2 separate regions of the Homo sapiens genome follow, and region 2 is linked to region 1. Evidence: chromatin loops called from intact Hi-C (ENCODE). Cell type or tissue: HepG2. All regions are shown on one strand. Each heading gives the region's core, and the rest is flanking DNA. Links, peaks and the distances in the headings are about the cores only.

Region 1 (13,153 bases), core at 3,012-11,011:
CAAAATAAGACTGTAAGTGGAAAAGTTGGGTGAGGCCATGAGGACTCTGTCCAGAGGGGAGTGATCTGGCCAACTGACTTTCCTTCTCAGGTAAAGGGAATCTCAGACTTCCCCACAGAGTAACTAGGAGGCAGAAGTTTTCCTTTCTTTCCTTCATCCATGTCCAATAAGGCAAAAAGGAGTTCTGGAAGGAGCCGCCTACTCTCCAGTCTGGAATTTAGCCCCCTAATTTGGCACTGTATTTTTGTCTGTTACTAGGGCTACTCTGCAGGGACAAAGTTGCCTTGTGCTAGCTGACAGCGAACTGTATTTGTTCTAATCATCAAACAGCAACAAGCCCTTCTTCTCATTAATTTTCTGGACTTTATATCATCAGATGTTGTGGGAAATTAAAGGTATACAATTCAAACCATCTCTTTGAGGGCCAAGAGGCTCACAAGTGCAAATTATGCCTAACACTTTTCTCCAGCAGCCAGGAGGGCAACTAGGGTACTACTTGATGGCTTTTTCTTTATGGTGTGAATAGTTTAATACTCTTGTTTCAACTGAGTTGTAGTTGCTTATTTCCTGGTTTCATGTTGGCTTTAAAAATTGTTTTGCACCAATATTGTTTATAGCACTTTATAAGCAGTGGTCTTTGAATTTTACAGAGAATGCATGCCCAATTTTGTGTGTAAATGAATATATGTATTGTGGTGAACTAGGGATCAGAAGCTTTCATGGTATTCTCAAGATGTCTGTAATGCAAAAATGGGAAAGGTACCTTGCTAATAAAGGAGTCACTTGTCTAGTCAGCTCAAGGATTTTAGCCTTAAGCTACTAAGGCAACACTGGACCCATAGTCGAATAGGATAAAATAAAAGCTGGGGCCGCTACCCAGTGTGCTTCAAATTCCGTCATCCAACCACTTTTGAATTTGAGCTTTATTTCCTCCTTTGGTTTCATATTCTATAGAACTTTGGCTTGTAAACTGCAGACTCTTTTAAAGCATACTACCTTATTATTGATAGGTCATTTGAACAATCTATCACTTTGATTTGTTTCTTCTTTGCACCAGAATCAAAAGAAAAGGAAAGGAATGAAGAGGGACTAGAGAGGGGTTAAGGGGAAAAATGAGAAACTCAAAACATTTCATTTATTCTCAGTTAGGCTCCCTTGATATTACTCCCCTGTTCTGAACCCAGATCCAGAGATTCCATGGTTCCAGGGTCTCTGACTACCTATGAATGAAATTTAGATGTGTAATATAAGTTTTGGTAGTTCTAATAATAGGAGGGCCTTTCAGATATGTCTTTCTTCTATGAATTCAATGACTCCATTTCTACCACCCAAGCCATATGGAGCATGTCTTCTCCAACCTCAGACCAAGTGGGTTACTCTTCTCTTCTTTCTTGGTGTCATATTCGGATTGACTTTATCAGCCCAGCAGGCATCTACGCATGATTTGGCATTTCCTGTTGCCTGATTTGCTAAGGATGTGTCTTCCATTCCGGGCTGCTTGGACTATAAGAAAGTTGCAGCCTGGCTCCTTCTAACTTTTGCTCTATTCTCTTAAATTGCTTCATGAGACAGGATCTCACAACAGCTCTCATCTGACCTCCAGAGACGTGTTGATTTAGCAGGTTACATTCTCTTTTCTTTGTCTTTTTTTTTTGGAAGCAATCCAATGGATGCAAGGGCCGCAAAATGTTTAGTCATTTACTGTCTTTAAACATTAGAGAAATAAACTGCTGGTTATCAATTTAGCACTTCTAAATCTCATGCAAAAAATTATTAACATAAAGTGCCCAACTTTTATTTGTTTATTTTATTTTTTTGAGACAGAGTCTCACTCTGCCATCCAGGCTGGAGGGCAGTGGCATGATCTGGGCTTGCTGCTGTCTCTGCCTCCCCAGTTCAAGCGATTCTCCTGCCTCAGCCTCCTGAGTAGCTGGGATTACAGGCGTGCACCACCATGCCGGGCTAATTGTTTGTATTTTTAGTAGAGACACGGTTTCACAATGTTGCCCAGGCTGGTCCAGAACTCCTGAGCTCAGGCAATCCACCCGCCTTGCCTCCCAAAGTGCTAGGATTGTAGGCATGAGCCACTGTGCCCGGCCTCAACTTTTAATAATTGGAATAATAATAAAGATTTTTTGTGAAGCCAGGAGGAAAGTGAAAATGACTTTTTAAAATATCACTGGAAAGTCTAGGGTGAAAACTTGGCCATATAATGTATTCCCTAAAGGGACATAGATTATATATCCCATATGATGACTCCTCAGACTCTGAAAGCAAAGCTAGGAATAAGCTCAATTCAGATTCTAGTTTTTGCTCTGCCATGCTGATTTTGTGGGTCACCTTGGGCCTTAATTTTTAATTCTTCAGTTCTCATAATTTTTCAGCTGAAACACTGTAACTACTGTAATTTTTATTCTTTTAAAATATTCGTTGACACAGAAACACATTCTTAAACATATAGAAAACATCATACACCCACTACACATCACAGAGAAGGAACATTTTACCATCTTCTGAAAGTCTAAGAGATTTTGGAGGAGTGAGTTATTTTTTGAAGTTGCATTAATGTTACTGAGATCCTAGGTTGCCACTTAGGACACTGAACCAAGAGTAGCAAGTTGGTGTCTCCACAAAGCCAAAAACAAAAAACCTGGATAGAGAGGAAAATAGAATAGAGCATATGTCACTGCTGACATGGCTTATCTTGTTGACGTGTTTTAACAAAATGTTTACTTCAGAGCACTCTGTTCAGCAGAATTGAGTTGAAGGTTGCCAACCAAAATGGTTAATTAGTGTCTAATCAAGACAGCTAAAATGAGTAGTTAGTTCTCATCTTTGAGAATGTCTCATGTCTAAAAAATGTTTTAAATAAGTTTGGCCTGCCTGACAGGTGTCTTGAGTGGGGCATTTGTAAGGCCACAGGAAGCGTAAGGTCGACTGCCTGGGACCTCTGATTGAACTTGTCAACCGAATCAGGTGCTTCCATCCGGACATCAGCTCTGCTCCTCCGCATAGGAACTGACCTACTGAAATGAGGTCATAGATACCAACTCCAACGCCCAAGTTTACTTTAGAGTTTTGAAATAGTCACCAATTCTTGACTATTTTTTAAGGCATTCTGTTCTTGTCGCAGAATTCTTGTCTAACACTTGGCATCTTTTTCTTTTTCCTTCCTTCTTCCCTCTCATTCTCCTTCAATCCCTTCCTTTCTTCCTTCCAGGGTACTTGTTATTAAAATTTTTATTTTCTAAATCTTGTCTTGTTTTTAATGCTCAAGATGAGGCACAAGAACCTGATTTAGAGATGTATCATATTTGATCTACTGGGAAGGCCTCCAAGATGCAGAAAATAAGGTTGAGAATGGAAACTAGGGGGAAAAGGTTTGTAGTACATTTTCATGCTCCTAGTAAATAAAATCCATTTACTTCTCAAATTTACATTTTCCTTTAATAATCAAGAATAGTATTCTCAAATACAGAATCTGCTGGAGTTCGGTGTTTAACTGGCTATTTTTTTAAGATGGCCATGAATCTTTGTATTCAAATTATTACATAATTGGCAAAGAACTGAAGTTCTAACAAATGCCTTCCTCATTTCATACATAAATGAAAACTTCATTTATATCCAAACTACACATGCTTATCAGTTGCAGCCATAGGTTTGGCTACAGAAACAGGAGTTAGGTAAAAATCAAAGAAAACACTCATTCTGTGAGAATGAATTGGCTATATAAAATTTTAAGTGATGTCATATATTTTACTATTATTTCTAAATGGTTTGCTGAACACCTTTTATATCAATAAGATTGTAATAAATGTATATAAATATATATTTATATAAAAGCATACATTTTTTAAAGATTGTTTTCCCATATATATAATATTTAATTATTCATCTTTACTTTCCTTTGTTTCCTGGTCCTATTTTTTTGTTTAAGTAAGGATTTTTCCTTTTTCTTATAATGTTAGCTATTAGTATACAGCCATCCAAAGAGTCAGTCAGTTGTCTAGGGAGAGTAGTAATGTAATCACCCAGTGGGTTCACCTTGCCCTCTGCCTAGACAGAACCGATTTATCAAGACAGGGGAATTGCAATGGAGAAAGAGTAATTCACACAGAGCCGGCTGTGCGGGAGACCGGAGTTTTATTATTACTCAAGTCAGTCTCCCCGAGCATTCGGGGATCAGAGTTTTTAAAGATAATTTGGTGGGTAGGGGCTTGGGAAGTGGGGAGTGCTGATTGGTCAGGTTGGAGATGGAATCATAGGGGGTTGAAGTGAGGTTTTCTTGCTGTCTTCCCTTCCTGAGTGAAACGGCAGAACTGGTTGAGTGAGATTAACCGTCTGGGTGGTGTCAGCTGATCCCCCAGTGCAGGGTCTGCGAAATATCTCAAGCACTAATCTTAGGTTTTACAATAGTGATGTTATCCCCAGAAGCAATGTGGGGCGGTTCAGACTTGGAGCCAGAGGGTGCATAACCCCTAAACTGTAATTTCTAACCTTGTAGCTAATAGGTTAGTCCTGCAAAGGCAGACTGGTCACCAGGCAAGAAGGGAGTCTTTTTGGGAAAGGGCTGTTATCAATTTTGTTTCAGAGTCAAACCATGAACTGAATTCCTTCCCAAAGTTAGCTCGGCCTATGCCCAAGAATGAACAAGCACAGCTTAAAGGTTAGAAGCAAGATGGAGTCGGTTAGGTCTGATTTTTTTTCACTGTCATAATTTCCTCAGTTATAATTTTGCAAAGGCAGTTTCAGTAAGAATGGAAGTATATTTTCATGGCATTTATACAATTTTTGTTTAGACAACTACTAATTTAAAAATGTTGGTATTAATCATGACTTCTCAAGTGGATTGCAACTTCTCAGGTTGCTGCCTTTTACTTGAAATGTCTATGATGTCTGTGCATCAGCAATAACTACACCACACCTACTTGCTGCACATTCAGCATAGTGTTTTTGTTTAAGAGAGAAAACATCGAAAGCGGATATGGATACATGGCTTTAGAAATAACAATAGACAACATAGAAGAATTTTCTACCAGATACTAATTTTTATTAACTAAGCAAGTAATTTTTGTTTAAGAGAGAAAACATCAAAAGCGGATATGGATACATGGCTTTAGAAATAACAATAGACAACATAGAAGACTTTTCTACCAGATACTAATTTTTATTAACTTAGCAAGTAATTGATATTTTGGGCTTGTGAAATAAAAGAACAAACCCTCAGTGGCACACATTTAACTTGACACCACACTTTTTTTTAGTAAAATACTTCATTGGCAATCGGGGGTAGTTCTGAGTTTTGTGGGGCCTGAGAATTATATTACTTAGGGTGTCCTCTTAAAAAAAGGGGGTGGGGCACATTATTTTACACAATATGTAAAATATTATTTTCACAAAAGTGAATATTTATTTAGAATACAATATTACAACAAATTATAAATTTTACAAAGTTGACACATGGTCACAAACATTACAACATCAGGAAAAATAATAATTCATACTGCCTTTTTATATGATGACAATTTTTTAATTACATCCATACAAAAGATAGAAAGATAATTAAACTTTCTTCTAGAATGGTCGATAAAAATTTGTGGCTTTTATTGATGAAAAATTTTCCTTCAGTTTCATAACTTGTTATTGGAAATGTCATGCAAATTTTTAGAACTGCTATCAAATTTGAGAAAACCTTTCTCATCTTTCTTTTACATATGAGCTGTAAGATTTGAAGGGTGTGTGTGTGTGTGTGTGTGTGTGATTAACTGTAAATACTATTCAGATTTATGATACTCCTTAACTAATGTGTCATTGCTGTCCTTGTAGTGACATATGAGTTTTATGACATTGTCAGTGTCAATGTTTTGTGTCAAATAAAAAAAATAAGAACCAGTAAAGTATAAATGACCAAGGGAAGAAAATGAGCAAAGCTATGTTCCAGCAAAGGTGAGGAGTCCAATTTGGATAAGATACAGGGTGCAGGTAAGATAGGAGAGACAAAAAGGCAAAAAAAAAAAAAAAGTATTGGAGTCAGAGAGGAGGAGGGAAATACTATCACATCCTGGCAAGAGCTTGAGGATGAACAATCATAAAAAGGTCTGCTGATGGATAACAAAGCATGCAAAGAGCAAGAATATAAAGAACATTATAGAGTAGGCAAAGCCAGATGTGAATCCTAGCTTTGCCATTTGCTAACATATAGAACCTTGCTACCATTAACTAAACTATGCATGGAAATGACTGCCAGCCACGTAAATAATTCCACCAGAACAAACTAAAAGTGTCTTCAAATCTTCCTTAGCCAATCCCAAAAATGCTTGTGGCTCTTCCAACACCACCCACCAAAAGGGGAAATGTGACAGAGGAAAAGCTGGAGTGGAAAGTGTCAGTGGAATTAACCAATTGCAGTGAGAATATCTTATACTTTTCAATTTTGTAATAATAAAAAAAAAACATTTCTAGGGCCCTGTTAGGGCCGTAAGATTGTGCAAGTGAGAGGCCCAGAGAGGTAAGTTTTATCAGTTTTACAGTAAACAAGCGTCTGCTGGCAATGTCATGGTGGAAATGACATTTTGGGTGCTTCCTACATAACCATGATAACCACAGATTAAAATGGAAATTGAGGCTAATTCTGAAGTGGCTGCCACCCTTGCTCCTCCTCTGCACTTACAGTAAGATCACATTTCTGTGTCTGGTAATGACACTTGTAACTGTTGTAGACAGTGAAAAGCACTTGTCACTGGGTATTTGAAAGCTTCCAGAGATCACTGTATTTATTTGCTGCTTCTAGCATACTTTAATTGATTGGAAAAGGCTGAGGAGCAGTGGAGAGACTACACGAACATATTATCCAAATTTTATGATCACTGAAAAGCTCAACACATCTTAACATGAAATAGACATTACACAGTAAAAAACAAAAATAAAATTTCTTATTTTCCAAAAAGTAGATAAAAAAGAACCAAATTTTTATAAATGAGAAACATTGTGTTTGCTGTTCATTGTTTTTGTTATTGGATTAAATCCTGAAACCCATAAATGCTTGTTATAAAAGGCTTTTCTTTTATCATATTACTGCTTCTCTATATTCTTACTCCATGGAAGATGATCTCTTTCCCCTGTTGGGCCAGTGGTTGTCTCCTCTGGCTATAAAATAGAATCAATGGAGTACTTTAAAAAAATACCCATTTCCTAGGCATACTCCTAAGTATTTGCAACTTAAAAAAACCAATCTAAATAATTTTAATGCACAGTTAGGGCCGATAAACAATTTACCAAATAAAAATCAGAAAAAGACATCTTTAGGTTAACCTTCAGCAGTTCCATTACTGTGCCAGGATTTAAGAGAGAGGAAACAGAGTCAAGATTCTGTTTATTTCAGTCTACAAGCATTATAGCTCCACCTACTGGGAGGATGGGCCTTTAAAACGGAGTGTCTACTCTATTTTTCATACAGTTGCTTTCGTTTCAGCCACGGCAAAATAAATTCAATTCTGATTTAAAAACAACAAAAATTAGTTTTTCTCTTAGTCCACTTGTGCTATTATAACAAAAATACCTTAAACAACAGAAATTTATTTCTCACAGTTCTGGACGCTGGGAAATTCAAGATCAAGGTGCTGACAGATTCAGTCTGGTGCGGTCCTATTTTCTGGTTTATGGATGGCACCTTCTCACTGTGTCCTCACATCGCTGAAGGAGCAATGAATCACTCTGGAATCTCTTTTATAAGGACACTAACCCCATCAGGGTTCCATCCTCATGACCTAATCATTTCCCAAATAACATAACCTAATAACACCCCACCTCCTAATAATAAACACTTAAGAATTTTGGGGGGAGGACACAAATATTCAGTCCATAGAAGTACCTAAAACCTGTATTTTGTAAATCAAACAAAATTCCTAGTTTCTTGGCTATAGTGAAAGGTAAGGCAAATGTAGACAAACATATCAACATACTTCTTCAAATGTTGAAGATTTCTCCAAGTAGGCATTCCATTTTATCTTTACTTCATATCCCAACTTTTTAATACATATGCAAATAATTCCATCCAATACCTTTTGATGAATGAATGGCACAGTTTTCACCACAGAAAAATATAAATGGGATGAAAACTTGTGCTTTGGCTCCTGATCTATAAGACACATCTTCTTACTCTAAGGAACTACTTTGGAATAATTACTCTCACTTTGACCTTTACTAATTTGTTAAAAATTAGTTTTAAAAGTCCTTTGGCCTTTAAGTCTTCTGTTGGGGGAGAGGAAAAGAGGCCAATGGATGATAATGCTGTCTTTTCTTCTTCACTTATGACCTGGCATATTTCTTTAAAGTGAAAATGCTCATCATTAAATATTTACTTTTAGTTTGTGTAGAAATACATGATAAATGCTTGCTTCTTTTTATTTCACTGTTTTCAAAATACTGAATTTGTTTTCTAAATTCCTCCAATGGTTATCAATGTGGGTACTTCATAATATCAAAATGAATGCATGATTTTAAACTTACTTGATGTGTACAATTTTTATAGCCATTATTTTTATTGCTATTCAAATTATTCCCACTGTCACCAGTGGGAGCTCCTTCAAATTGGTTTTCAAATCCTTTAGATTTAATCCTAGGAGACTTTTTCTCCTTTTGCCTCCCCATTTTCTGGATTGACAAGATGTTCTAATCTCCTGTTTTGTATTTCTGCCCTAGATCTAGAATCAGCCATTTTTTCCAAGAAGCCCTGGTTGATTTAGTGGAATATAGTAGAGACAACTGTCAGGACAATAGGCATTCTCTTTGCTATTGAGTTGTCATTGCTAGCCATGATCAATAGACAGGGCTCAGAAATACATGTTTTTAAAGATAAAATTATTATGAGTTTATACAAATATTATTCCAATTGTATTTGGAGCTGTCTTAGTCAGCTTGGGCTGCCATATGAAATAACAGAGAGTGGATGGTTTAAATAATAGAAATTTATTTTCTCACAGTTCTGGAGGTTGGAAATCTGAGATCAAGGTGCCAGCAGGGTGAGATTCTGGTTGGCCACCTTCTTGCAATGTCCTCACATGGCCTTTCCTCAGTATGTAACAGGGTGAAGTCTGGGGAGAGAATTTATTTGTCTTCCTCTTCCTATAACGGCATTAATCCCACCATGAGGCCCCCACTGTCTAATCTAATCTAATCTAATCCCAATTATCTCCCAAAGGCCTCATCTCAGATACCATCACATTGGGGATGAGGGCTTCAATATATAAATTTAGGGGGACACAAACATTCAGTTCATAACAGAGCTATAGGGTTTGTACTAATTTGATTCATTTTAAATACAAATTTTATTTCTCCCACATCAAAAATCCTGGTTCTCGATGTTGTTAGCGTAATTAATAATTTGCTATAATAAAATCCGTAAGCTCATTCTACTTTTCATATACTTTCCCATTCTCCCAAGTTTTTCATAGTTGTGGTAAATCTATATTGTTAGAGCACATAGCCACTTCATACTGTATTTACTGTCTTCTACCATCCTTTAGGCTGAAGCTTACTCTCTAGTAGATTCCTCAGGAGGTATTAATGGGAATAATATTCCCTGCATTTCTGCATATTCTTAAAAGATTTTGGCCTTTATATTTGAATATCAGTTTCAATTGTTATAAAGTGCTTTACTCACATTTACTTCCCTTAAGAATCTCAACCTACTACTCCATTGTCTGCCAGCATAAAGAATTTCTGTTGAAACATAATGATGGGTAATCCCAGCACTTTGGGAGGCCAAACTGGGAGGACTGCTTGAGCCCAGGAGTTTGAGGCTGGGCAATATGACAAGAACTCATCTCTACAAAAAAAATTAGCTGGCTGTCTTGGCTTGTACCTGTAGTCCTAGCCATCTGGCAGGCTGAGGTGGAAGTGGAAGGACTGCTTGAGCCCAAGGAGTCGAGGCTGCAGCAAGCAGTGATTGCACCACTGCACTCCAACCTTGGCAACAGAGCAAGACCCTGTCTCAAAAGTAAGTAAATTTAAAAATATATATAATATAATGATGATAATCACTTTCTTACTTTTATGGGTGTCTTGTCTTTTTGGCTGGAAGCTAAGAACATTTTTTCTTTTCTTAAACGTCTAGTACTTTTAGCAGAATATATTTTGGTGTTAATAATCTTAAGTTGGTATTCCCAGATATGAAGTATATCATTTCCAACATAGCTCTAAATCTTTTTTTTATTGTTTCAGAAAAATCTTCTTCATTTATGACTTTTAGTATTTGTTGTGTTCAATTTTTTCCCCTTCAATTCCTAGTGTGTGTGTGTGTGTGTGTGTGTGTGTGTGTGTGTGTGTGTGTATGTATGTTGGATTTTATTTACCTATCTTCTATATCTGCCCATTTTGCTTGAATAGTTTTTCATGCTTATAGAATAAGGTATTTACCATTGTGTTTATTACACCCTATCTCTTAAGGTATTGTGTTTATTCATTCGTATATTCTGCCTATCTTAGCTTTTGTTTCTGAAATAATTTTTTCTCTTATTTCTAATTCTTTCCTGGGTTCTATTAGATCTCTGAAATCTTTTATCTCTTCAATTGCCTTATTTCTGCATTTTCCTGATTCAGACTTATTTAATTTATCATAATGTCTATAATTTTCTTAGTTTCTATAAGAAATTAAGAAACTGTTTCAAAATACAGTGGTGCAAGTGTACAGATGTCTGACATGTCTTCCTGCTGTGCTTTTTTTGTTTGTAGAGACAATGTTTCTCTCTCTTTCTCTCTCTGTGTGTTTTTTATATAATACTTTTATTTTGAATTATGATGTAATTTTTAATTTTAATTTAATTTTAAAATTAATTAATTTTTCAAATTACAATTTTACTTTTTCTAAACTTCAGGCAGAAGAAGAGGTCTAGGTTAGTGTCTTAGTCTGTTTTGTGCTGCTATAACAGAATACCACATATAGTAATTTATAATGAATAGAAATTTATTGGCTTATAGTTCTGGAAGCTGAGAAGTCTAAGATTGAGAAGCCAAGTGTTTTGATTTGGGCATCACACATTGGACAATAATTTTAGGAGGAGATAATGTGCTTGATAGAAAGCAAAGGAATTCCTTGACTGGCAAAGCAAGTTTCTTGGACTGTCCCAAAACCAACTTCTCAAACTCTTTAGAATTGACCTCACAGAGATACGTACTTGCCCACATGTTCTTTGGGCCACATGTTCTTTGTCCATAAAGTCTAAAAGGCCATTTAAGTTGGCCAAGAATCTCAGAAGGAATGACATAGCTTTTTAACACACACAGGAAAAATGAGGATTTATCTGTGCCTAGTCTATAAATACAAAATTCTACAGGTCCAAAACAGGTATAGGTAGCCTTGAACTAGGATCTTCAACTTAAGAAATTTGGAATATGCTCCCTAATATGTTATAAAAATATCCAAAATTATTTGGGTTTCAAGAGTTCTTGGCTAGAAGTCACATGGATTTTCTTTTGTAAATCTGACTTTGACAGATGTGTTATTCCAGAGGAAACAGAAAGATGTTTCCTGGCCTAGCTGCCTGAACAGCTTTGTTATCACCTCTGAGACTCAGGAAGTGTCTATTTTTTTCTTTCTGTAAGGCTTCAGCTAATACGTTAATAAAATAGTTAAGTATTTATATTGTATAAAAGTGCTCTTTCACTCTGCAGGATATCATTTTGAGCTCTGACAAAGAGAATGTTTCCTAATTCTCTCTCTCAAGGTAATGTTGCCGTTGGCTATTAAAAGGAATATGTTTATAAATACCATAGTGAAATGGATAATTTTGAAAGTAAAGAATAAACAAAGTAGAATGCAGTTACAATTTGGAAATAGAACAAGAGCAAATCTGGCTGTGGTTATAATTACTTGTTAGACACTTTCTCTCAAGCCATTTGCTGGTGGTATAAAAGGGAATATAGAGCTTGACGTGGAGAAGAGGAAAGAGCAATGGCACTCTGGTCCTGCTTTAGCAACTGTCATACACTCTGCTGCATTTTAGTCTGGCCAAATTCTCTGGGCCCAATGGATCTTGAACTAGCCATTCTTGCCATGTATTTTTTGGTCTTTTTCTTTTTTTCAACTTTGGCTGCTTTCATAATCCTTGAAACTGAAGTTGTGGATGGGTAGGGAAGTGTTTGCACATTCCGTCATTCATCAAATAGGTATTATATGCCTTCCATGTGCCAGACACTATGCAGGTGTGGTAGGTTTGTTGGGGAGCAGAGATGTGGGAGGTTATTTGAGGTCTCTTCTCCCTTCACAGTTTAAGCCCGGAGGGATGATGACTAAAAAGTTTAATGAGATATTGGAAATAACTCAGACCTAGCCATTTTATGATGATCTGATCATTCACTGAGAGAATAAAAAGAATAGTATTAATGTTATGTCTACAGTATATTAAAGCTTTCCTAAGGCATTATACAGGGAGGGGGGTCCCATCCCACCTTGAGCCCAAGTTGCACCTACCACTGAGATTCATGCAAACATAGGACAATTTAATGAGCGTATATAGTGGGTGGTCTGGAGGTGTCTATATAAATTGATGATCATGGGAAAAGGCTGACTGCCAAAAAAAAAAAAATGGGATAAAATTGGGGATGCAGAAGATAGCAAGGTGTCTGTTGCAAACATTTGGCTTCTGGCACTATGTCATGGACTCATTTCTGAGACTTATGGAAAGAGGGACTTTAAGCAAGATCTTGACCTTGAGAAAACAAAGAGGGCTTCTTTAGCAAGACACAGGTATCTAGATTGTGACAGTGGTAGAGAGAAGAATATTTCCTCCACCTCTGCCCAAATATGGCACCTTGAGTTTAGCAGTATCGAGAGCATGAGAGGACAACAGTCTTGGCACAAGCACTGGAAGTCTTCTATGTGTTTCCCACAATAGTTTCAACGTAAGGTCAGCCTTCAGTAAATGCAGAGGCAGTGGACCTCAATGTATGAACAGGAGCAGGGAGAATGGGTCAGAATCCAAGTAGTGAATGCAACCGAAGGAATGGCTGTGACATATGTGACACAGTCTCTGGACATTAGCAGATATCAACAGGCAAAACTTCTTGGGGGATAGGGTTCTTTAAAAAATATGAGTCATTAGTATTAACATGAAATTAAACTGGTAAGACCTGGAGAAATTTGGATCACACGTAC
Region 2 (13,153 bases), core at 3,430-11,429, 210 kb before region 1:
TTACATGTTAGACTTCAGGTACCATGTTGGACACATGAGTTAGAGAGGTAATATACGCCATGGTTAAGATCAAGGCTCTGCAACCATACTCCCTGGGTTTAAGTCCCATCTCTAAGTCAATCACGTGTGTGACTTTATATGAACTGCTTAACTTCTCTGTGTCTCTTTTGCCTCACCTGTAAAATAGAAGTGAAAATACTAGTGTTTATTTTATAAGATTGTTCTTAAGATAAATGAGCTGATACAGGTAAGGTGCTTGTGAGACTTTCTGATGCGTAGAAGCATGGGGTGAGTGTTAGGAATAACCGTGAGCCTGAGAGAAGCATGGGATTCTACAGCTTAGAGGAGCTGACAGTGGTGCCTTCCCTCATTTGTTCAATTTCAGTATTATGTGATATATTACCATTCGGATGCTTTTTATTAGATGGAATTCCTACAGATTCTATAATTTAGTTTTAGTGGGGAAATAGAAGATTTTTGGTATTATTAATAAACACACATAAACAATAATTATTATTCTCATGTAAAATTAGAGTAAGAACCCTTGATTATGGCTCTTAGTGGCTCTTTCTAAATTCTTTTCTCTCTCAAAATAATGGCTTCCAGGCTATTGTTTGTTATTCATATCTTTTTTTTTTTTTTTTTTGAGACAGAGTCTTACTCTGTCATCCAGACTGGAGTACGGTGACACAATATTGGCTTACTGCAACCTCCATCCCCTGGGTTCAAGTGATTCTCTTGCCTCAACCACCCGAGTAGCTGGGATTACAGTTGTGTGCCACCACTCTCAGCTAATTATTGTATTTTTAGTAGAAACGGCGTTTTGCCATGTTGGCCAGGCTGGTCTCAAACTCCCGGCCTTGAGTGATCTGTCGGCCTCAGTGTCCCAAAGTACTGAGGTTCTGGGATTACGTGCGTGAGCCACGACTCCCGGTATCATATCCTCTTTATTTGAGCGATATTTTTAAAGCATTTCATTTAACATAAGAAAACTGACTGGAAAATAATACAGTCACATTAATCACTCAATCAGATTCATTTTATCAGGCATTAGCAGCATGATGGAATCTCTAACTTGCGGGTCAAATTAAAAAGAGACACTCTCTTTGCCTTGAAAAAATAAAAACAGAACGTGTGCATATAAATGGAATTATTAGGAGAATCTGAATAGGTTGGATTATTTCTTGATTGTAAAGCCTGGTTGGGAGTAGGAGCAGGTAATTGAGAGAATCTTCTTAGAGGATGGACAAGATCAGAGCAAGGAACAATTATGTAGGGGAAACCTGTGCATGTTAAACCCTCTCGGTGCCATTGTGGCATAGACAGGTAGACAGGAAACATTTTATATTTTGTAGAAAAGGCAAAAATTCAGCAGCTCCTCTGGAAGGTTCAGAAGGAAAATAAATATCTCAACAGAAATGGCAGTGAGAATTCTGCAAAATGGTGGAAAGTGTGTTTACATGACTTCCTAAGATTAACAAACAGGAAGGTCACCCTGGCCAGTGTCCTTGTGAGGTCCCTTCCATTTTCCTTCACTGTGAGTGTAGGTGCCCAGAAAGCCAGAATTTGGTCCTTAGAGAAAAAAAAAAAATGCCAAATTGAGGGAACAGCTTAAATGTCAATAGCATTAGGAATGAGTATTGTCATTCTAACACATTCCAAAAGTAGTAAGGTGAAGAAAAGCATTTCATATGGTGTCCTAGGAAAGACACACTAAAGTTGAATTAAGTATGGAGATATGGAAAAATAAAAAGTAAACTAAACTAAAGTATGAATCAAGAATGCAAGGCCCTCCAAAATAACCTACTTTTTATGCTAATATACTTTTTGGAGAATTAAAAGCCATATATGGCCCCTGAAATTATTATAAAGTATGTTGATGAATAGAAGAAATAAATGTAAGTCAAGCTTAAATGGATTCTACATGTATATAAAAAGTGAAAAACTGCATTTTTGATAAAGACATCCCACTTCTGAGAATTACAGTTTATATTTTTGATGTATTTTCTGGAGCTGAACATTAACAATAATATCATTGAGGATTTTGTCTTTGTCTTTTAATCATTAGTTAATACAGGTATGACCATTCACCTAACAATACAGCCCTGTGGAAAACAAACATTTGTAGTACAGACTTTATTATTCCCTTGGCAGCCATAAAACCAAATTAAGCAAAAAGTGAGACCCAAGAGGTGAGTGCTTCCAACTTCACCCTTTCTTCTGTGTGCAAAATGGTCTGGGTTTAATGGGAAAGATTTTTTCCTCTAAAATCTTGGAAAAAGTTCACTTGCACTGAACCTCATGAAAGATTAGAGTTAGAGAAGAAAAAAAAGATGCATTTTAATAATCTGAGTGAAAGAATGTATAGGTTTATTGCGTTCTCAAATGGGGCATGTTGCATGTTTACAATGAGTTCTGTTATTTTGCCTTTCAGAGAGGTTGGGCAAGTGCCTTGATAAGTAGGCAGACAATGGCATTAGTGAAATTGGTTTTGTGGACACTAAGCCCAGCTCTTGATCTACCAGCCTGTACATGCCTGGGCTTTTCCACCTGTATTAGTCCGTTTTCACACTGCTGATAAATACCCGAGACTGGGAAGAAAAAGAGTTTTAATTGGACTTAAATTTCCACATGGCTGGGCAGGCCTCAGAATCATGGCAGGAAGAAAAAGGCACTTCTTACGTGGTAGCAGCAAGAGAAAACGAGGAAGAAGCAAAAGTGGAAACCCCTGATAAACCCATCAGATCTCATGAGCCTTATTCACTATCATGAGAATAGCACAGGAAAGAATGGCCCCCATGATTCAATTATCTCCTCCTGGGTGCCTCCCACAGCACATGGGAATTCTATGAGATACAATTCAAGTTGAGATTTGGGTGGGGACACAGCCCAACCATATTATTCTGCCCCTGGCCCCTCCAAATCTCATGTCCTTACATTTCAAAACCAATCATGCCTTCCCAACAGTCCCTCAAAGTCTTAACTCATTTCAACATTAACCCAAAAGTCCACAGTCCGAAGTCTCATCTGAGACAAGGCAAGTTACCTCTGCCTATGAGCCTGTAAAATCAAAAGCAAGCTAGTTACTTCCTAGCTACCATGGGGTTACACATATTGGATAAATACAGCCATTCCAAATGGGAGAAATTGGTCAGAACAAAGGGGTTACAGGCCCATGTAAGTCCGAAATCCAGTGGGGCAGTCAAATTTTAAAGCTCCAAAATGATCTCCTTTGACTCCAGATCTCACATCCAGGTCACGCTGATGCAAGGGGTGAGTTCCCATGGTCTTGGGCAGCCCCACCCCTGTCGCTTTGCAGGGTACAGCCTCCCTCCTAGCTGCTTTTATGGGCTGGCATTGAGTGTCTGTGGCATTTCCAGGCACACTATGCAAGCTGTAGGTAGATCTACCATTCTGGGGTCTGAAGGATGGTGGCGCTTTTCTCACAGCTCCCCTAGGCATTGCCCCACTAGGGACTCTAGGGGCTCCAACCCCACATTTCCTTTTGGCACTGCCCTAGCAGAGGTTTCCCACCCCCTGCTGCAGCAAACCTTTGCCTGGGCATCCAGGCATTTCCATACCTCTTCTGAATCAGGTGGAGGTTCCTAAACCTTACTTCTTGACTTCTGTGCACCCACAGGCTCAACACCACATGGAAACTGCTATGGCTTGGGGCTTCCACCCTCTGAAGCCACAGCCCAAGCTGTACGTTGGCCCGTTTCAGCCACGGGTGGAGTGGCTGGGACACAGGGCACCAAGTCCCAGGTTGCACACAGCACAGGGACCCTGGACCCAGCCCACGAAACCACCTTTTCTTCCTGGCCATCTGGGTTTGTGAGGGGAGGGGCGCTGAAGGTCTCTGACATGGCCTGGAGACATTTTCTCCATGGTTTTGGAGATTAACATTAGGTTCCTTGCTACGTATGTAAATTTCTGCAGCCAACTTGAATTCTTCTCCCCAGAAAATGGGTTTTTCTTTTCTATTATATAGTCAGGCTGCAAATTTTCCAAACACTTATGCTCTGCTTCCCTTATAAAACCGAATGCCTTTAACAGCACCCAAATCGCCTCTTGAGTGCTTTGCTCCTTAGAGATTTCTTCTGCCACCAGATACCCTAAATTATCTTTCTCAAGTTCAAAGTTCCACAAATCTCTAGGGCAGGAGCAAAATGCCACCAGTCTCTTTGCTAAAACATAACAAGGGTCACCTTTACTCCAGTTCCCAACAAGTTCCATATTGCTATCAGCATTTTGGGCAAAGTCCAACAAATCTCTAGGAAGTTCCAAACTTGCCCACATTTTCCTGTCTTCTTCTGAGCCCTCCAAACTGCTCCAACCTCTGCCTGTTACCCCTTTCCAAAGTTGCTTCCACATTTTCAGGTATCTTTTCAGCAACACCCCACTCTACTGGTACCAATTTACTGTATTACTGTGTTTTCACACTGCTGATAAAGACATACCTGAGACTGGGAAGAAAAAGAGGTTTCATTGGACTTACAGTTCCACATGGCTAGGGAGGCCTCAGGATCATGGTGGGAGGTGAAAGGCACTTCTTACACGAAAGCAGCAAGAGAAAATGAGGAAGAAGCAAAAGCAGAAACCCATTAGATCTGATAAACCCATCAGATCTCGTGAGACTTACTCACTATCATGAGAATAGCACAGGAAAGACGGGGCCCCATGATTCAATTATCTCCCTGTGGGTTCCTCCCACAACACGTGGAAATTCTGGGAGATACAATTCAAGTTGAGATTTGGGTGGGGACACAGCCAAACCATATTACCACCCATCTCAGGTATGCTTGTAATACTTGGAAATTCTGGGATTGATTTTCTATCCTTCTCATAGCCAAAAGCCAAATAGTATTCATAATTCATTGCCAGTTTCACCACAAGTCCAAGCTTTTACCAAAGATTCCAGTACCTGAATCCAGAATTTATTCCTTACAGATTTTCTTTCTCATAAGGTATTATTTATGTGAAGCTCTTGAAATTGGATAGCATCACTTTTAATTTAACCAAAGACAATAGCAATACATCAGATGCTACTTGTGGGGAAGTATCAGTACAAAAATAGTGGTCTTTTCAGGAAAAATTAAAAGTGCATGTTTGGGGATGGGCTGCCAATTCCTAACAATAAAATCAGATTTCTGGGCAAATGAGTTCTGTGTAACATGTAGCTTACAATGCCCTTTTATTTACAGATTGAAGGGTTCCAGTTGATCTGCTTACTGTTGTATTATGTTCCTCTCAAACAATAAGGAAAATACATCCACAAAGGTGAAGTATAGGGGAGATTATTATTTTCTCCAAATTGGCAACTACAAGATGCCAATTGCCAATGGAATGCACAGCTCTTAGATTACTTTGGATTCTCAGTAGGGGCTAAGAAGGAAGGTCAGGTAAGATACTTTACATCAAAGACTGACAGTTAATGGAGTTAGATCAACCTTATGGGGAAGGGAAAGGCAGGGCTTGTGACAATTTTATTCCTAAAAGAATTTCTGCCTTGTTTTTAGCCATGATGTTAATTATATGGAGCAAGAAATAATAAAGTCAATGGCTAAAATAATGAATTGGTCATTTTCATAGGCTTCTATTGTCTTCTTTTGTCAAGCTTCTCTCTTCATTCCCCATTACGCAGTGGTTTTATCCTTCATTATAATGACTTTTCCTGCGTCACTTTCTCCTGAACCTCTTTCAAACACTAAGAATGAAACTAAAAATTTTATTTTGGTGGTAGTGTCAGTGACTCATTATTGTTCCATTTGTTATCACTTCTAGGTAACATTTATAATTTAAACGATAGTTTTGTGCACCTCTATCCCAAACGGTGACCAATAAAAAGCAGTTTAGGCTCTCCTTGGTGTTACTCTAACTACCACACCTCGACTCTGATAAGAAGATAGATTAAAACAGTTTTTTAAGTCTTAGAATTAATTCAACAGATATTTATTTATTTATTTATTTATTAGAAGTTTGCTTTGTCACTCAGGCTGGAGTGCAGGGACATGATCATCGCTCACTGCTCTTTCAAACTTCTAGGATCAAGGGACCCCCTGCCTCAGCCTCCTGAGTAGTTGGGACTACAGGTGTATGCCACCATACCAAACTAATTTTTTTTAAAAAATTGTAGAGATGGGGTCCCATTGTCCTGCCCAGGATGGTCTGTAACTCCTGGGCTCAAGTGTTCCTCCAGCCTCAGCTTCTCAAAGTGCTGGGATTACCAGCATATGTCACTACCCCCGGCTTCAACAGATAGCTAATGAAAACCTACTATTTGCCAGGGGCTATTCTAGCTGCAGGAATACAAAGATGAAGAAAATACAACCTTTGCCCTCTGTGAGCCACTAAAGATGTTGCTGGTATGGAAGTATTATAGTTTTCTGAGCATGTAGGGCTTTTGGTGTAGTTTCCTTAATGAAGCTGGCCCAAAGATTTTATAATGCCTAACATATAAGAAGCTTCCTAGAAATACTCACTAGAATACTTTTAATCATTTGTTCCATCATCTTCCCAAGTTTCACTGTATTCAAGGCAGCTGCTGAAAACCTCTCTCATTTTCTCAGCTACATTTATCTTCTCATTAACTCACCTATTGTGCCTTCTCCAAATGGCTCAACCACTATTCTTGCTCACACTTGCAGAGCTCAGGAGTGCCCACTTCCCATCTACTCCCCTAATTTGTGACTGTCCTCATTACGCACAGCTCTGGAGAAATCTAGGTCTTCTCCCATTCAGATTTATGTCCTCATAAGCAGTTCTTCTCTTGAAATCATTATTGACTAAATGCTATATCTTATTGCATGCTAATACTAATATTAAATGAATAATCAATGCATGACTATCATCATATCATGACAGGAACTATAGACAATGCATAAATGAATGGATGTGGCTGTGTTCCAAATAAGACTTTTCTTCCCTCAGAAAAACAGGTTATAATTTACTGACCTCTGATGTAAAGGCTTGTAGGCCATTGTAATGACTACAATGGCTTTTTTTTTTTCCTCTGAGGACAAAGAATGCTTTTAGAGGGTTCGGAGCAGAAGAGTCACATCATCTGCCATTTAAAAAGAACCACTCTGGTTCTGGGTTGAGAATTGACTAAAGGGAAGTGAGGTCCAAGGAAGAGAGCAGGTAGTGGGGATTATTGCAGAAGAGGACGGTGGCATGAAAGCGAGAAGTCATGGGATTCTGGAGACATTTACAGGATTTGCCAATGGATTGCATCTGGGGTTAGTAAGGGTGTGAAAGGGGAATGGCCAGTTGGAAAGCAATTAGGTATTCCTGATGAGGGGTGGTGCTGGCCTGGCCTGAACTAAAATGATGGCCTATTAGTTTTATACCAAAAAACTGACTTTGTACAGTTATGAAGCAGGGAAAGGGTGACGATGGAGAGTTGTTCCCTGATACTCTTTTTAAATGGGAAAACTGTTGATCTGCCTCATTTCCTATCTGTGACTTTCTTCTGGGCTGCTAAAGCAACCTGAGGAAACTGAATGGAGAATGTGAGGAGTTGTTGATAACATCCCTCCCAGCTCTGCACCTGCAAATTCTAGCCAGAGTGGTGAGAATCCTCCTACCTGTAGGGGGTGGTGGTTGCATGCCTAATAAAACAGAGAGTAGGCCAAAGTCGAGTTGATTCCTTCATTGCACAGTTTAGTATGTGGAGAGCAGAACCTTAGTTATATTCCTAATGAGTTATCAACATAGTTAATGAAATTTAAGATGCCTCTGATTTCTGATACATCATTATTTTTTTACCTGCTAAAAGAAAATCACAGTCAATTAAACTAATACACAATGCTTCTTATCACCTCAATTGTGAGACAATTTCTGATTTTAGAGTTGTCAAAAATGTTAAAAACATGCATCTTAAAGGAAACATAACATGCTAAAAAAGAAAACATAATAACAACATAAGCCGAAAATCAAATGAAAACAGGGGCTTTTGTACTGAATGTCTTCATTAGACTTTAGTGCTTTTTGGAGATTGACTCTAGTATTCACCATATATGAATTTTCACAATAAGTAATATAACTGATAAAATATATTTTAATAAATATCCTGTTAAAATGTATTATGTATTTTACTTAACCTATTATCAGAACTTCAAAAGAGCACATTGAATAATATTCCACATTTTTATCAATGACTCAGTCTTGATAAATATTATTTGGCTTCCAAAACACTACTGTCTGTTTTACTCCTACAGAGAAGGCTGACCTTCTCATTTCTACAAGTTTTAAACTCAAATCCAGTCTTTTCTTGCCACATGTGGTTCTCACGTGATCTCATCTAGTTTTACAGTTTATCACCATCCAGAACCTTCTAATTTCTCTCATACCTAATTATACACTTGTCTCTTCCACTTGGATGCCTAACGAGCATCTAGAGCTTGATATCTATGAATGGACATCTAATTTCTCCCCTAAACCCTCTTCCTCCTACAGTTATTTTTATTTCGGTAAATGACATTCCCATTCTTCAAGTTGCTCAGGCTAAAAAATTTGGAGTCATCTTTGACTCCTCTCTTTACCCCACATATACAAGGCATTCATAAATTCTTTTCATTCTACCTTCAAACTATACTCAGAATTGATCACTTCTCACCCCCTCCACCACTAACACCATCATTTCTCACCTGAAGTTCAATAGCTTCTCCTTGCCTCCCAAGAACCCATTCTCTACATGGTGGTTATAAGAATCTTTTTATTGTTGTGTCTCTGCCAGGCTTTGGTATCAGGATGATGCTGGCCTCATAAAATGAGTTAGGGAGGATTCCCTCTTTTTCTATTGATTGGAATAGTTTCAGAAGGAACGGTACCAGCTCCTACACACAAAAAAAGAGAATTTTAGACCAATATCCTTGATGAACATTGATGCAAAAATCCTCAATAAAATACTGGCAAACCGAATCCAGCAACACATCAAAAAGCTTATCCACCATGATCATGTGGGCTTCATCCTTGGAATTCATGGCTGGTTCAACATACGAAAATCAATAAACTTAATCCAGCATATAAACAGAACCAAAGGCAAAAACCACATGATTATCTCAATAGATGCAGAAAAGGCCTTTGACAAAATTCAACAGCCCTTCATGCTAAAAATTCTCAAGTTAGGTATTGATGGGACGTATCTCAAAATAATAAGAGCTATCTATGACAAACCCACAGCCAATATCATACTGAATGGACAAAAACTGGAAGCATTCCCTTTGAAAACTGGCACAAGACAGGGATGCCCTCTCTCACCACTCCTATTCAACATAGTGTTGGAAGTTCTGGCCAGGGCAATCAGGCAGGAGAAGGAAATAAAGGACATTCAGTTAGGAAAAGAGGAAGTCAAATTGTCCCTGTTTGCAGATGACATGATTGTATATCTAGAAAACCCCATCGTCTCAGCCCCAAATCTCCTTAAGCTGATAAGCAACTTCAGCAAAGTCTCAGGATACAAAATCAATGTGCAAAAATCACAAGCATTCTTATACACCAATAACAGACAAACAGAGAGCCATATCATGAGTGAACTCCCATTCACAATTCCTTCAAAGATAATAAATTACCTAGGAATCCAACTTACAAGGGATGTGAAGGACCTCTTCAAGGAGAACTACAAACCACTGCTCAATGAAATAAAAGAGGATACAAAGAAATGGAAGAACCTTCCATGCTCATGGGTAGGAAGAATCGATATTGTGAAAATGGCCATACTGCCCAAGGTAATTTATAGATTCAATGCCATCCCCATCAAGCTACCAATGACTTTCTTCACAGAATTGGAAAAAACTACTTGAAAGTTCATATGGAACCAAAAAAGAGCCCGCATTGCCAAGTCAATCCTAAGCCAAAAGAACAAAGCTGGAGGCATCACACTACCTGACTTCAAACTATACTACAAGGCTACAGTCACCAAAACAGCATGGTACTGGTACCAAAACAGAGATATAGACCAATGGAACAGAACAGAGCCCTCAGAAATAATGCCACATAGCTACAACTATCTGATCTTTGACAAACCTGAGGAAAACAAGCAATGGGGAAAGGATTCCCTATTTAATAAATGGTGCTGGGAAAACTGGCTAGCCATATGTAGAAAGCTGAAACTGGATCCCTTCCTTTCAGCTTATACAAAAATTAATTCAAGATGGATTAAAGACTTACATGTTAGACCTAAAACCATAAAAACCCTAGAAGAAAACCTAGGCATTACCATTCAGGACATAGGCATGGGCAAGGACTTCATGTGTAAAAGACCAAAAGCAATGGCAACAAAAGCCAAAATTGACAAATTGATCTAATTAAACTAAAGAGCTTCTGCACAGCAAAAGAAACTACCATCAGAGTGAACAGGCAACCTACAGAATGGGAGAAAATTTGTGCAACCTACTCATCTGAGAAAGGGCTAATATCCAGAATCTACAATAAACTCAAACAAATTTACAAGAAAAAAAAACACCATCAAAAAGTGGGTGAAGGATATGAACAGACACTTCTCAAAAGAAGACATTTATGCAGCCAAAAAACACATGAGAAAATGCTCATCAACACTGGCCATCAGAGAAATGCAAATCAAAACCACAATGAGATACCATCTCACACGAGTTAGAATGGTGATCATTAAAAAGTCAGGAAACAACAGGTGCTGGGGAGGATGTGGAGAAATAGGAACACTTTTACACTGTTGGTGGGACTGTAAACTAGTTCAACCATTGTGGAAGTCAGTGTGGCAATTCCTCAGGGATCTAGAACTAGAAATACCATTTGACCCAGCCATCCCATTACTGGGTATATACCGAAAGGATTATAAATCATGCTGCTCTAAAGACACATGCACACGTATGTTTATTGCGGCACTATTCACAATAGCAAAGACTTGGAACCAACCCAAATGTCCAACAGTGAGAGACTGGATTAAGAAAATGTGGCACATATGCACCATGGAATACTATGCAGCCATAAAAAATGATGAGTTCATGTCCTTTGTAGGGACATGGATGAAGCTGGAAACCATCATTCTCAGCAAACTATCGCAAGGACAAAAAACCAAACACTGCATGTTCTCACTCATAGGTGGGAATTGAACAATGAGAACACATGGACCAGGAAGGGGAACATTACACACCAGGGACTGTTGTGGGGTGGGGGTAGGGGGGAGGGATAGCATTAGGAGATACACGTAATGCTAAATGACGAGTTGGTGGGTGCAGCACACCAACATGGCACGTGTATACATATGTAACAAACCTGCACGTTGTGCATATGTACCCTAAAACTTAAAGTATAATAATAATAATAATAAAGAATCTTTTTAAAATGTGATCAGATTAGGTCACATCTCTTGTCAAAATTCTCCAATGGCTTCACAGCTCCTTCAGAGTAAAATCCAAAGTTTTTACCATGGTCTGCAAGGTCTCACATGAGGTTGGCCTCCACTTCCCCTCTGAGTTCATCTTCAATATTTCTTCCACTGCTTAACTCTGTTTCATCACTGGCTTCTTCTGTGTGCTTCTAACACAGGCTTTCTTATTAGTGGCACTATTGGCGTATGCTTTGTTGTGGAGGGGTTGTCCTGTGCATTTTAGAATGCTTGGTAGCATCCTTGACCTCTCAGTACATCCCTGAGTTGTGACAATCAAAAATGTGTCCAGATATTGCCAAGCGTCCTCCACGGGGCAAAATTGTCCAGTTGAGAACCATGGCTCTAACATAACAAGTATGGATATTCTTTAGGACCTTTGCACCATCTGTTCTCTCTGCCTAGAACACCCTTCTCGCAGATACTGCAAGCCTTGCTCCCTCACTTGGGTCTCTGTTTCAAGTATCACCTTGAAACATGCCCATTCCCTATCAACTTTACATGGTTTTATTTTTCTCTGTTCCATTTACCATTACCTTATTATAGCTATTTTCTGTATCTAGATGTTTCCTTTAATGCGGAGGGAATGCAATTAGGATAAATTCTTGGCTTTGTTTACTCCACCCCAGAGGATGGGGATGACTTATCTGGTTGGTAAATTTGATAAGAACATGCTGGCTATTTCTGGCTCAGTCCTCATTTTTTTCTCTAGAGGTGTTTTTTAGTGGAGGCTGCTCTGGTTTTAGTAGTGTACTGCTGCATGCATAAATTTGCCTCAATCTGAGGTTCAATGAGTTTTTGCCCTTTGTAGCCAGACTCTCTTAGTTAGTCTTTATCAATAATACAGGTGATATTTTGGGCTCTGTATGTGTTGCCACTCGTATATTTTAATTTGTTCAGGACTTCATCTGGAAGAAATGGAAAATCAGTGATATTTATAAGACCCCCTGACACCCTAATGCTTGATTCTTTGAGAAATAAAGAAAGGACTGGAAGTTGAGGGAAGTACAATAATAATGGCGGATTCTTCTGTGTTTAGGGCACAGCTTTTGGTTTGGGATTTTATTATATGGGGAGGGTATACTGATCTTAGCTGTTTGTAGAGGGTTATACTTGGACAGTTTTTAACTTCTGCAGCCTGGGAAAGAGGCTTTAAGCCTTAGGCCATGCGGTATTTTGTCCTTGGTGAATGACTGCATCACTGACAGCTGTTTCCATAGTCCACTGTCCTTCTACAGAGTCCAGGTGGCAGGTTCTGGGCCTAGCAAGGGCACAGAGGTCTCATAAGTCTTGGCACATGCTGTCTGCATGGGTGGTCTTGGCAAAAGCAGCAAGCAAAGGTGCAGGAAGCATAGGCCTTCTGAAAGTACAGGCCTTGGCAAGCCTAGGACCTCAGCAGATCCACGGGGCCTCAGGTGAAGCTGCCGTCACCACACAGGTACAGCTTTGCCGCAGATGCTGCTGAGGTGAAGATCTGAGGAAAGGGTGAGGTGTCCTTCCAAATACAGTTGTTCTGGACATTTGGGAAGGGAACATACTCTCTGCCTTTAAGCAACAAGGTGACTAAGTCCTATGTGTGCTACTGAACACTACAGGGGGCTTAGTATTTCCTTTTTTTTTGTTAGTGCCAGGCTTGGTAGGCAGTACTGCATTCATGGTCCCAAATTCTGCTCAGGATTCTCAAGGAAGATACTGTAAAAGGTTAAGTTTGGATTTGTGTGTTCTTTCCATAGGTTAAGAGTTATTCCATAGGATTAAGAGTTCTCTCTCACCTTGTGGTCTCAACTG

Evidence for each region. Hi-C counts contacts between places; a loop is a spot of excess contacts. Peaks named below come from ENCODE experiments on the same cell type or tissue, not always from the same donor. Only the 100,000 strongest peaks of a DNase experiment are listed, where the experiment ranks them.
Region 2: it touches region 1 in a loop (27-fold over the local background); 16 of 110 quality-filtered maps call a loop at or near these places.

Annotation. Positions count from the first base shown.
Region 1 is chr4:72,696,662-72,709,814 of GRCh38, reverse strand. No RefSeq gene overlaps it. Among named protein-coding and RNA genes, the nearest start is that of ADAMTS3, 130 kb to the right of the region's middle. In HepG2, for the core only: a CTCF peak has its summit at 7,403 (motif pointing left); a DNase peak (open chromatin) is centred at 7,394; H3K4me3 peaks cover 453 bases.
Region 2 is chr4:72,904,103-72,917,255 of GRCh38, reverse strand. No RefSeq gene overlaps it. Among named protein-coding and RNA genes, the nearest start is that of COX18, 160 kb to the left of the region's middle. In HepG2, for the core only: a CTCF peak has its summit at 7,579 (motif pointing right); no DNase peak of the experiment used is centred there.